Regions from separate parts of the Mus musculus genome. Here region 1 is linked to region 2. Evidence: chromatin loops called from intact Hi-C (ENCODE). Cell type or tissue: left cerebral cortex. All regions are shown on one strand. Each heading gives the region's core, and the rest is flanking DNA. Links, peaks and the distances in the headings are about the cores only.

The links. Peaks named below come from ENCODE experiments on the same cell type or tissue, not always from the same donor. Only the 100,000 strongest peaks of a DNase experiment are listed, where the experiment ranks them.
Region 1: a loop joins it to region 2, with 7 times the contacts of the local background. A loop is called at or near these places in 4 of 42 quality-filtered maps.

What each region holds. Positions count from the first base shown.
Region 1 is chr13:73,266,383-73,271,757 of GRCm38, reverse strand. It overlaps Irx4 (Iroquois homeobox 4), which reads right to left. Exons shown (of 6, transcript NM_018885.2): 4 at 5,050-5,162; 5 at 3,926-4,254; 6 at 2,138-3,532. The coding sequence ends at 2,724. Among named protein-coding and RNA genes, the nearest start is that of Irx4, 8.6 kb to the right of the region's middle. In left cerebral cortex, for the core only: a CTCF peak has its summit at 2,903; no DNase peak of the experiment used is centred there.
Region 2 is chr13:72,295,329-72,300,703 of GRCm38, reverse strand. No RefSeq gene overlaps it. Among named protein-coding and RNA genes, the nearest start is that of Gm41000, 240 kb to the left of the region's middle. In left cerebral cortex, for the core only: no CTCF peak of the experiment used is centred there; a DNase peak (open chromatin) is centred at 2,050.

The DNA.
Region 1 (5,375 bases), core at 205-5,204, 970 kb before region 2:
GAAGGCTGCTCCCCTAAGTAAGAGATGTCTTCGGGTGGGTGTTCCTTATGGCACGGCGTCCTGCAATGTGGCTGAGCGCCCCCCCCCCCAACCCTGATATCTTTATTCAGAGAGTAATGTAGTTCATTCAAATAAGTTCCTTTAGTAGCCAGAGTCATCAAGCTCTCAGGCTCTAGCAACTTGGTATTCGGACGTCCAGAGCTGGTGCAGGCACCAGAGACCATGCCCAGAGGTTTCAAGCTCAACAAGCTTAGGGGAACTCAGAAACCTCCTTCCTTTCCTCGGACTGCCTCAGAGGAGGGATCTTGGGGCCACTGCCGGTGTCTGGACGTGCGCACTGGCAAATGTGTCCGCAGCCAGGACACAGGCTTCGGTCCAAACTTGAGTTTCTGACCTTACCGTTCCTTATCTCACTCACCCCTCGCCTGAATTTGCGAAGCCTTATTTTTTTTTTTTTCTGTTTTCTTTTTCTTTCTTTTTCTCCTTCTGTAAATGCTTGGCTTTGTCTAGGGTTGTGTGGGGGCGCGCTTGGCGGCCGCATTAAAATTCCTCGCGCCCCAGCTTGGGCAGCAACGTGTCTCCCCTGAGACTCCACTTTCGCTATTACTGTCAAGTACCCTTGACTCTTTATTTTTGCCCTTTTATCTATTACAACTAATTCGAGTTCTTTTGCCCTTTTCAGCCTAAGACGTGGGCTTTCCGCAAAGCCTCCCCTGCCAGCGCTCTCTCAAAGCGCGGAGCCTTTAGAAATTGAGGGGTTTACTGTCAAAATGAAAATTTCACTTCAAATTATCTTGGCTGATGCTCGCTTGCTAGGCCGGGGGCTCCCGCCGCAGCCTTTTGACAGGCACATCAGCGGCAAGCTTCCGCGTCCCGATAATATCATCCAGGAGAGCGAAAGTCAATGCGGTGACAGCGCAGGGCTGGGACAATCCAATTACTGAGTGCTGGCCAGGGCAGGCCTGCGGCTTGGGGCAGTTGGCCACTCGGTGTGCAAGAGCCAAGGGCTGGAAACCAGGATTCAGGGTGAGGACCATCATTCAGGGGACCCCCTTAGTCCTAGGGGTCTGGTTTCAGCAAAGCTAAGTTTCTTTCCTTGGGGTCTGTAAACTGTCCCCAAATCTGGCCCTATAGACTCATTAGTGTGAGTTTTGATAGGCTGCAATCTAGTCCCGCCCCTAGGATTGCAGAGGACCTGGTGTCTATTAAATGTCTGGTATCTCTCGAAGGCTACTCTGGGAGATGAAAAGTGTATCTAGCGTACAGGGCTGGATTCTATGTGGCTATTAGAAGTCGTTCTAGTCCCTGGGCTCCCTTAATTTCAGAGCAGCTCGCCTTGGGTTCTCTGCTTTACAAGCCCCTCTGCTTGCCACTGCCATCTCCCTAGGAACAGTTTATGAAGCCCATAGAGGCCTGAACAGAAGCTCTCAGGTGAACAGAGAACAAGGCACAGATGCTGGGCAAGTGCCTCCTAGAGATGCAGGGAAGAAGAGCTGTGGAGGACCTTAGTGCAAAGTAGCCTACCTACCCTTGTGACTATGCTAGAGAGGTGTGAAGAATCAGGTTTGCCCTCCCAGGCTGCTTCTGGCCCAAGCCCTTATGCCCTTGCCCATGTCTTTTTAGCTCTGCCTCCCGTCTTCTGCTATTAAGATGTTCCCTCTGGAGTCTTTAGAACTTGAGTGATATAGAAGCTAAATTTGAAGCTACAGGGTTCAGCCTGCTTCTCTGGAAAGAGGGACAACGGGGTCAGGTAACATGACAGCTATTAAGAGCCTCTTGGCATCAGAGAATGATGCCCTCAGGGCAATGTCCCTTTCCCCCAGGGCAAAATCTCGGGGGACTTAGAAAGCCTAAACATTACTTTAATTCAGTCAAAGAAACCTTGTTTGTTCAAATTCTGGTGTCTGGCAGTGGGGAAGACTTTAAAGTTTGGGGTTTCACATCTACTTATTATGAGGTCAGAAGAGTGTCCCTCTTGTGCCTTTAGCATCTCAAAAATGGTTTGCTTAGACTTGGATGGGCAATTACTTTATGGGGGTGGAGTGTGGGTCAGCCCGCCTATTCTTTCTTCCCCTGGGGGTCAGCGTCACTGCTTCCAAGAACACCTGTAGAGCCAGCCCCAGCTGTGAAATGTGTTCCTTCCGCAATGCAAACACGAAAATTTATTAGTTTTGTTATATTAGCCTCCCTCTGAAACAGGCAATTACTGGTGTGAATATACATTTTAGAAAACATAATTTTGTCGAGTCAAGAGTGTGCAACAGTGTAAACTCGGTGGAAGTGTTGGCGGTGAGCTCTACGTGCTGAGGATGAAGTCCGAAGAAAAACGGGCTGAAGACTCTTCGCACGAACACCGGCATGCCTCAAACCCAGAAGGAGACAGCGACACAAAACAAGCCTCAGTACCCAAATGCCTTCTCCATGTAAACTTTGGACGTAAACTTTATGCTTCAGGGGGCCTCCCATCGGCTGTGCTCTCCGGTCTTCTCATCTTCCTGGAGTTAAGGGATGGCTCAGGTGGACGCAACATCAGGTAAAACCTGGTGATAGAACGCGAGGAGTTCCTCCATAGCCCTGGAGGTTGAGTTCAAATCCTCTGTCTCAAGTGGGTTGGCAATCTTGGCTTGGAAATTCCCCCTTCTTTTGGAAACCCATTTAAAGCAGTTCAGAGTCAGCGCCTGCAGCCTGAGCGCCAGTTCCCTTCTCCACTGTGCAGGTGGGTGTTAAGTGCAGAAGGGTTTGCCACCGGCCTTGGGCGTAGCCAGCAGCTCCCGGGAGGCCCCTGCAGGTGGGACGTCTTGGGGCACCGTGGGCGGGAAGGAGCAAGCAAGGGGCGTCGTCAGTACGTTAGTACCCGCCCCCAGATTGCGTCCTAGAGGGCCGGGATCCAGAAGTGCGCCCTTAGCGGTGGCCCAGGCCTGGTTCAAAGTGCTGTGTCTAAGGATGGGATCGTGAAATACCCCATCCACCCAGTTTCTGAGGCTAGTTACTGGGGAGTCCTGGTGCCTATCCAGAGCCCCAGAAGGGGCCGTGACTGCAGGTGAGGACGCTGGCGTCGTCGCAGATACACCCGTTGGACCTTGGCGTTTCAGCATGCAGGAGGGAAACTCAGTCTGGCTCAGAGCTGTGGCTGCAGCAGCGGTGGCTGTGTGTGCCAAGGACCAGATGCGGGGCTTGGTCTCCAGGTTCGGCGGCGCTCCCGCCTGAGCAAAGGTCAGTTTGGCTTCGCAAGCAGGTGGGCCGCCCTCGGCGCCAGAGTCAGGAACGACCACTGTGCTCCGGAGGCAGTTCCTTGCCCTCTCCAGATCCCCATCCATAACAGCTCCACCAGCGGTGCCCAGGGGCATCCGGAGTGTGGTGGAGGCCTCCTTGCCTGTGCCGGGACCATCAGATGAAGCAGGAATCCTCTCTGGTCCACTATCCAGGGACTGGAAGGGCGTCTTCAGCTCACATTCTGAGGTCTCTGCATCTAGAGGGTCGAAGTCTTCCAAGTCACTGAGTTCTAGCTCCTTGTCGTCTTTGCCAGCATGACCTGTCAGGCCAGAGAGCATGCGGCCAGTGGAAGGAGACAGGATGGCATAAGCAGCTTTCTTTTATTCTAAGACCAGAGTTAATGGAAACTCATTCCCAACTAGTCAATAGCCCAGACCTTTCTGTTTTTCTCCTCCCATCTCCAGAGGGCCTCAAGTCTTGAACTAGGAACACCAGCCTGGCAGATCTGCATTCAAATTAATGGCGTTTGCAATGCTTTTTAACTTGGATGTCTTTAAGCCTGTCTACATGGTACCACCTCAATCTCCTCTCCCCAGGCACAAGATCTGACTGTAAACCAGTCCACCAGTCTGCTACCCAGGCCCTAAGGCTTTCCATTTGCCACCCAACGGCTTCCAGAGACACCCCATACTTTTCAGGATATCCAACCCACCTTCGCTCTTGGCACTCTTGAGAGGCTCCTCCCGTGACTCCTCCTCTCCAGCCTCCTCCTCCTCCCCCTCCCCATAGGGGCGCTTCTCATCTGCACATTTATTTCTAGGTGGCCAGGTCATCTTGTTCTCCTTCTTGAGGCGCCGACGTGCGTTGGCAAACCAGGTGGAAACCTGTGTGAGGGTCATCTTGGTGATGATGGCCAGCATGATCTTCTCTCCTTTGGTGGGGTACGGGTTCTTCCGGTGCTCCTGCAGCCAGGCCTTCAGTGTGCTGGTGGTCTCCCGGGTGGCATTCTTGCGCCGCGTGCCGCTGTCCACGGTCCCGTACCTGGAGACAGGCTCTGCAATGGGGTGCCAGTCGGGGCCGGGGAGATCACGCGAGCGGGCAGGCGAGGCGGGGGGGGGGGCGTTGGGGGAAGCGGGCATAGGAACAGGCTGTGCCTCCCTGGGGTGGGTTGTGGTTATGGGCATTGCCTTGCCTTTTGTGGGCCAAGATGATGCCATTAAAATGACAGCGAGTATGTCATGGCCTGTCTGTCACTCTGTAGGGACATTTCTCTGATCCTTTATGGTTTTCCCTCTTACCACTTTGAGCCGTAAAACAGAAAAAGGTATCAGGGATCTATGAACCAGCAACCCGTGAACCTGTGCCTAGAGCAACTGGGGAGCAAGGTCCAGGAGTTTTTAGTTGAACTGGTAATGGTTCCATAGGAAGATGGGGTGGTGAGCTGAGCTGTCCCCAGCATGGGTGATGAAGGCCAAGGGACTTCCTCCTTAATTCCCACCGTAAGGCTGGTGGACCTGGCTTGGACACCCAACTGAGCTGAGGGTCTTGGGGTGCAGGAAGCTGTCCTGGGCCCTTCAAGGAGGCAGCCTAGTGGACTGAACTTTCTAGAATCAATTTGCTTGAAAATCACAGCAACGAGAGAATTTCTACATTCACAACAACATAGGTGTGTGTGTAAGGGTAGGATAGAACACCTGCTTGAGGGAATTGTCCCCTCTTCTGGTCCTTCCACACCTCCCAGTCCCCCCCCCCCCCAGAAGGCGATCTGGAGGTGGTGATGGAGTGGTTGGCAGCTGGACTGTAGTGGTAGTCAGCGAGGGAGGTCGAATTCCTCACCTGTCATATGGGTACTGGCTCAGAGCTGGCTCATACGGGTAGTAGGCTGCAGCTGCAGTGGGTGGTAGGCCGGCGTGTGAAGATCCTGTGCCATCCTTGGACTCGAAGCTGTTCTGTAAAAGCCACCACAGCTTTTGTAGACCCAGCTAGAAACACTACCCAATGAGCTATCTTAGGGTAGCTTAGACTCCTAGGGGAGTCTTCTCAAATTTTGCCCACAAACTGCAACACATGTCCTGGACTCACACAACGCTCAGTTTCCCAAAAGTGGGGACCTGAAGAGGGTGGGCAATGGGGTGCCTACAGGGAAATGGGGTGCCTGTAGA
Region 2 (5,375 bases), core at 95-5,094:
CTTTCAGCCTTCTTGCCTAATGGGGTAGAGGTGTGGTGAGCACAGGTTCACCTCTAAACCACTTCTAATAGTCCAACACTCCTCAAGTGTTGCAAAGGCTGTAAAGATGGAAGCCCTGTAAGAAGCCGCCTCTGTCCTGGATGAGAGGCAAAATTCTTTTCATTTCTGTGAGATGTAAGTGTTCTTAGATTCAGTCTATGGCACAGGTGGACCAGCAGTACCCCAGACCCCTCATCTGGCCTGACAAATTCCTGAGGAGGGTGGGTATATCTCAAGGTTCCCCTCTGATCAGTACCCCATGGGTTGATACACATCCACAGAGTGTTCCCTGCCATCTACAGTCATCACTTGGAAGGAAGGAAGGGAGGGAGGGAGGGAGGGAGGGAGGGAGGGAGGGAGGGAGAGAGAGAGAGAGAGAGAGAGAGAGAGAGAGAGAGAGAGAGAGAGAGAGAAAGGAAGGAAGGAAGAAAGAAGGGAAGGAAGGAAGGAATCGAGGGAGAGAAGGAGGGAGAGAGAGAGAGAGAGAGAGAGAGAGAGAAAGGAAGGAAGGAAGAAAGAAGGGAAGAAAGGAAGAAAGGAAGAAAGAAGGAAGGAATACAGGCAGACAGACAGACAGACATGTTCTGGCCTATTAATAGAAAGCCTGGAGGATATATTTATTTATTCTAATAGTCCAAGCATGCAGGCTCAGCCCCCTCCTGATGCAGACTGTGGATGAATATATACAGCTAATGGCATACTCCTGGCATGGGTGGGGCCAGCAGGCAGGGACTGGAAGAATGTGGCTGTCTGCCTTGCTGCCTGGCCTGGCCTGACCATCAGCACAGGGACACAGGCTGTCCGCCCACAAGGCTGCCTGCTGAGTAAGGGGTCAGTGCTGGGAGGCAAGGCCATGCCTCAGAACTCTCTGCTGGCTCCCCAGCTGCCGCTTCTTCCACTCAGGCAGCTGTTCCCAGCAGCTCCAAGAAGACAAATGTCTTTTAGCGTGCTTTTGATAAAATAAATCACCATCATTTGGATAAGGCACATTTTATTAGTGACAAAAACCCACTTGGTGAATTTCTTTCTCCATGTATATAAATATAGCAAGACGGGCTGTGAACAGCAAAGTTTGGAGGTGACTCCTCGGGTCCCATGCATTCACCCTTCTACCCCTCTACGTATTTTGATTTTTTTTCCCCCGAGAATGAGGGAAGAGTGACTTGCTTGTTTGTTTTGGAGGATCAGTATGGGTTCTTTTAAGGAAAGACAAAGAAAGAGGTCAGCAAATCATCGCTACAGAGGCCAGGAAAGCGGACCTCTCTCTTGAGTGAAGGCATTTTTGAACACACCCGAAGCAAAGCGTGGCTCCCTGGAGGAGATCTCTGTGGAGCTGCAAGGATGCTGCTCTAAGCCCAGGAGCTTCCTCCACTCTGGGCTTGCAGGTTCCTGGACCTGGTGCATATTTTATGAAATGATTAATGCCGGAAAGGAGCTCACATTTTTGCATTTCCATATTTAAGCATACATAATAAATCGGGAATTCTTACAAACAGATAAGACCGGTCTAATAGCATTACGGACAAATAACAACACAATCAGCTGGAAACAATACATTTAAGAGGAAGTGGAACAACGCCGGGAGGTCAGACAATATCTCCCACAACATTGGGAGAAGGCTGTCAATTGTTTGTATAACGTACGACGGCAAAGCCTCTTAGAACGTTGTTAAGTCTTTATTCAGTAATACATTATCATGCATATTTCATGGCAGGGATTACTAAGGCAGAATTGTGTGTCATTTTTGTTGTATGTCTTTATAATTACACCTTGAAGCCACCACTAGGTTTTTTTTTTTTTAAACTACATATTCATGAAAAGCGGACTTGTAATTTGATAAAGGGGAGCTTGTGTTCCCGTCTCCATTCAAACGGCATCATGAAGCAGAATAGAAGTAGGCATCTGTGTTCTCCGGCATTAATCTCCTCAAGCACATTCCGGCTGCTGTGATGTGCAGGAGGGAGATAAGTCCTGAACGGGCTGGAGCCGAGCGGGCCAGACAACTCTATTATTGGCTTCATAATTGCTTAATTAAACTTTTGTCAGTAATCATTATGGGGGCAATAGAGCTGTTAGACTGGCTTCTGTTAAGCAAAAATCAATAAACTGTTGGAGTTAATTTCGCTGTATTTTTTGTCCTGCAAATGAAATTCATTGCTCCCGGTTAGTGATCTGTGTGGCTGCCGCCCGGCTGATATGAACAGCCATCACCATTTGAATTGAGGGTATTCAGTAGCACATGAATATGAACAAATGGCAAACATAAATCTCTTGCATGAAGTACACCTCCTACCCCTTTATTATGGAACAATTGACCCATCTAAAATGAATTCTAATGCCAGGAAAGCGTTTAGATTTAAATTACACCATGGTCCTCTGGATCTGAAAGATGGCAGCATAAAAAAGATTAATATGCTAATTATTTTTCTCCTTATTTTTTTTCCTTCGACATCCATGGTGGGGTATTGTGAAGCGTGTAAATAAGATGACTGTTTTGTCAAGAAATGGCTCCGAGGCACACTATATCCCATTGCAATTTAATTTGTTTATTCAAAACCTCACTCCAGATTTTAACTGTGTTCGCAATAACACTTTATTTTTTTTCCGAGTAATGTTTTCCTTTCACAAAGAGTTCCTGGAAAAGTAAAGCATGTTTTTGTTTATTGAAATAGATTTAATGGTATTATGAATGATGATGCGCTTAACTGAGGCTGTATTTATAAATTCCTGTCAAACTTTTATTTTCTTCTCCTCTTCCCGGGCTGCTGGCATTGGTCCTGGCAGTGCCGTGTCTGTCTCTGTACTGGGCAGGGAGATAGAGGTGGTGCAGGGGCAGGTGGGCTTTCTAAGACACACTACTCACTCCCCACCCCCACAAGTTTTACACTAGGGTGCCCCACCTCTAAAATGAAAAATCAGCACAGAACAAAACGAAAGAAAACACGGAAAGCCCAGCCTCACTGGATGCCGCTGCCTGGTGTGTGGTTAGAACTGACATCAGCATTGTCCCTGGTCCATATAAAGGGTTTCCTCTCAGAAACAACTTCCAGAGAGAGCATCAATAAGCACTGTGAGCAGAGGCGGGGAAAGAGGTGGGATGAAGTGTCCAGGGCCACCAGGTCCTTTTGCCAGCATCTTGGCAGGCTTACTCCGGCATTCATCCTGCAGCTGGCTCACTACCGTTGGAGAGCGTGCAGGGTGGCTCCACCACACACGTGCCAAGGAATGCGGCAAAGTTATGAAAATGTCTATAGTGATCTCAGAGTGAGAGAAATGGCTGTGACATCCTTTTAGGTGCCACGGTGGCAGACCTGATCAGAGGAAAAAAAATTTCTCCGTCTTTGAAGATGGAAGAAAGAGAGACACTATTTTGAAGGGTTTGCTAGGTGTGTCTAAGAAACAGAAAGACAATAAAAACTGAGAATTTGATTTTAATATTTGTATAGCTTGAGGCGATTCTTGACCTTGTCATACCTTTTATATTCATTACCGACTTCACGCTTTTCCTTGTCTATGAAGAAGGATGAAGACCCACACAATTCCAATATCATCACAGTCACTAAATTAGGCTCATTTTCCGGCGTGAGCATGGCCAGTGTGTCTCATGCTTCCTGAATGCGGATTGCTTCTCTGAGATATCAGCATCTCCTACTACCACCTGCAAAGTGTTGGAGCACAAGGCATATCAGCTGCTCAATTAAGGCTGAGTAAACCAGTGGACTAACACCAGGCCAAACCATGGGCTGAGCCTAGAGCTTGGCTGACAGGCTCAGTCAGGCCTTAGATCCCTTCCAAGTTTTACTTTCTTTTGGTGCTTGCAAATTGGTTTTCCAAGATGACTACGGCCAAAACAGTGCAACCGAGAGTCCTGCTAGGAAGGAAAGACAGCTGCCCACCGCGCACGTGGACATTTATACTCTGCTCCGTTTCTTCTGAATGTGTTTTTCTTTGCCAGAAAAAATTTGAAGCTCTTCTCATTTTCATATCTAGATTCCGAGAATGTCTGATGTCGGAAGGGAAATATTTCTCGTGCAGTTAGCAAGATGGATACCATGATAAGAATTATTAATAATCCTGCAGTCTCCAGAATGGAGGGAGGGGCTGATCAATCCTGTTCTAATAAGAGTAGTGCCTAACATGATATTTAGTCCTACTAGACTTTCAGTCTTGAGTGCTCCAATAAGTCTCTTCATGGGAGAGAGCAGACCCCTAGGAAATGCTACTTTCGATCACATGTAGATTAGGAGATGTTCAGCCGTGCATACGGGGATTTTAATTTTCATTATTGCATTCATTATATGATTTAAGTGAGATTACAGAACAATATAGACAGTCTCTTGTGATTAAGTAACAGTATTTAAGCATGCTGGAAATCTTAGGGGTAATTCTTTTTTGTAAAGTTGCAACTCATGCATTTCAACATGCATTATGCATTGCATCTTAAAGCTGCATAAAGCTTGGATAAAGAGCTGACTTTCCTCTAAGAACACCTAGAAATACAAGGGATTAGGAAACTTTTGGCTGGGTTAAAAAGGGATATAGGTGGCAAGGCCGAGGAAAGCCACTGACAGTGTCCAACTTAAGCAGGCACATCCTGGCTATTCAGGCTACTGACTTTTTAAGAGTTCTGTGCCAGTGCTGATCGGAAGGAAAGGAGACTTCCACACACAAATGAGAAGCCTCTTCGCTTCTCCTGGAAGTCAATGGAAGTCTGTGTTCCCTGGAATCCTGAGCTCTTGTGGCCTGGCTAAAGTTGTACATGGAGGTGAGGTGCCCTGTGTATCTGCAGAGTGAGAAATAGCTCAATATTTGATGGTCCCGAATGTTCCCAAGCACGGGCACTTGCTAACTTCCCGCTGAGGTGCACTCTCTCTGTGTGCTGCACACCCTCGCACAGATGGGAGGGATTTAGGATGATCCCCATCCTGTTTTATGCCTGCACTGCCATAACAATTAGAGCCCTTGGGGCTGGCTTTGGAAGAGAGGCACACATCTCCCTTCCCTTAGGTGCCCACTGTGTTTCCAATCCGACTTTCTGACCTGTGTGCATATGGACCCACTTGGTATACGGAAAGTATTTCAGTTTGCAAAGGCTGGCCTGTGTTTATTAAGACTTCATCATGTTCTTGACAACATAAAACACTCCACTTTAGGGACCCTGCTCTTTCTTTGGTGTAAAAGTAGACACAGAGAAGGAGGTGGCGAGGAGAAGAGAAAGAGTATGATTAAATGTGAAGGAGTTAATTCACTTGATAGAAGTGAGTAGTTTATAAATTTGATGTGTATCACAAACGTGTTCAAACTCAAGAGAATTTGTTCAGGTAACTTTTGCTACT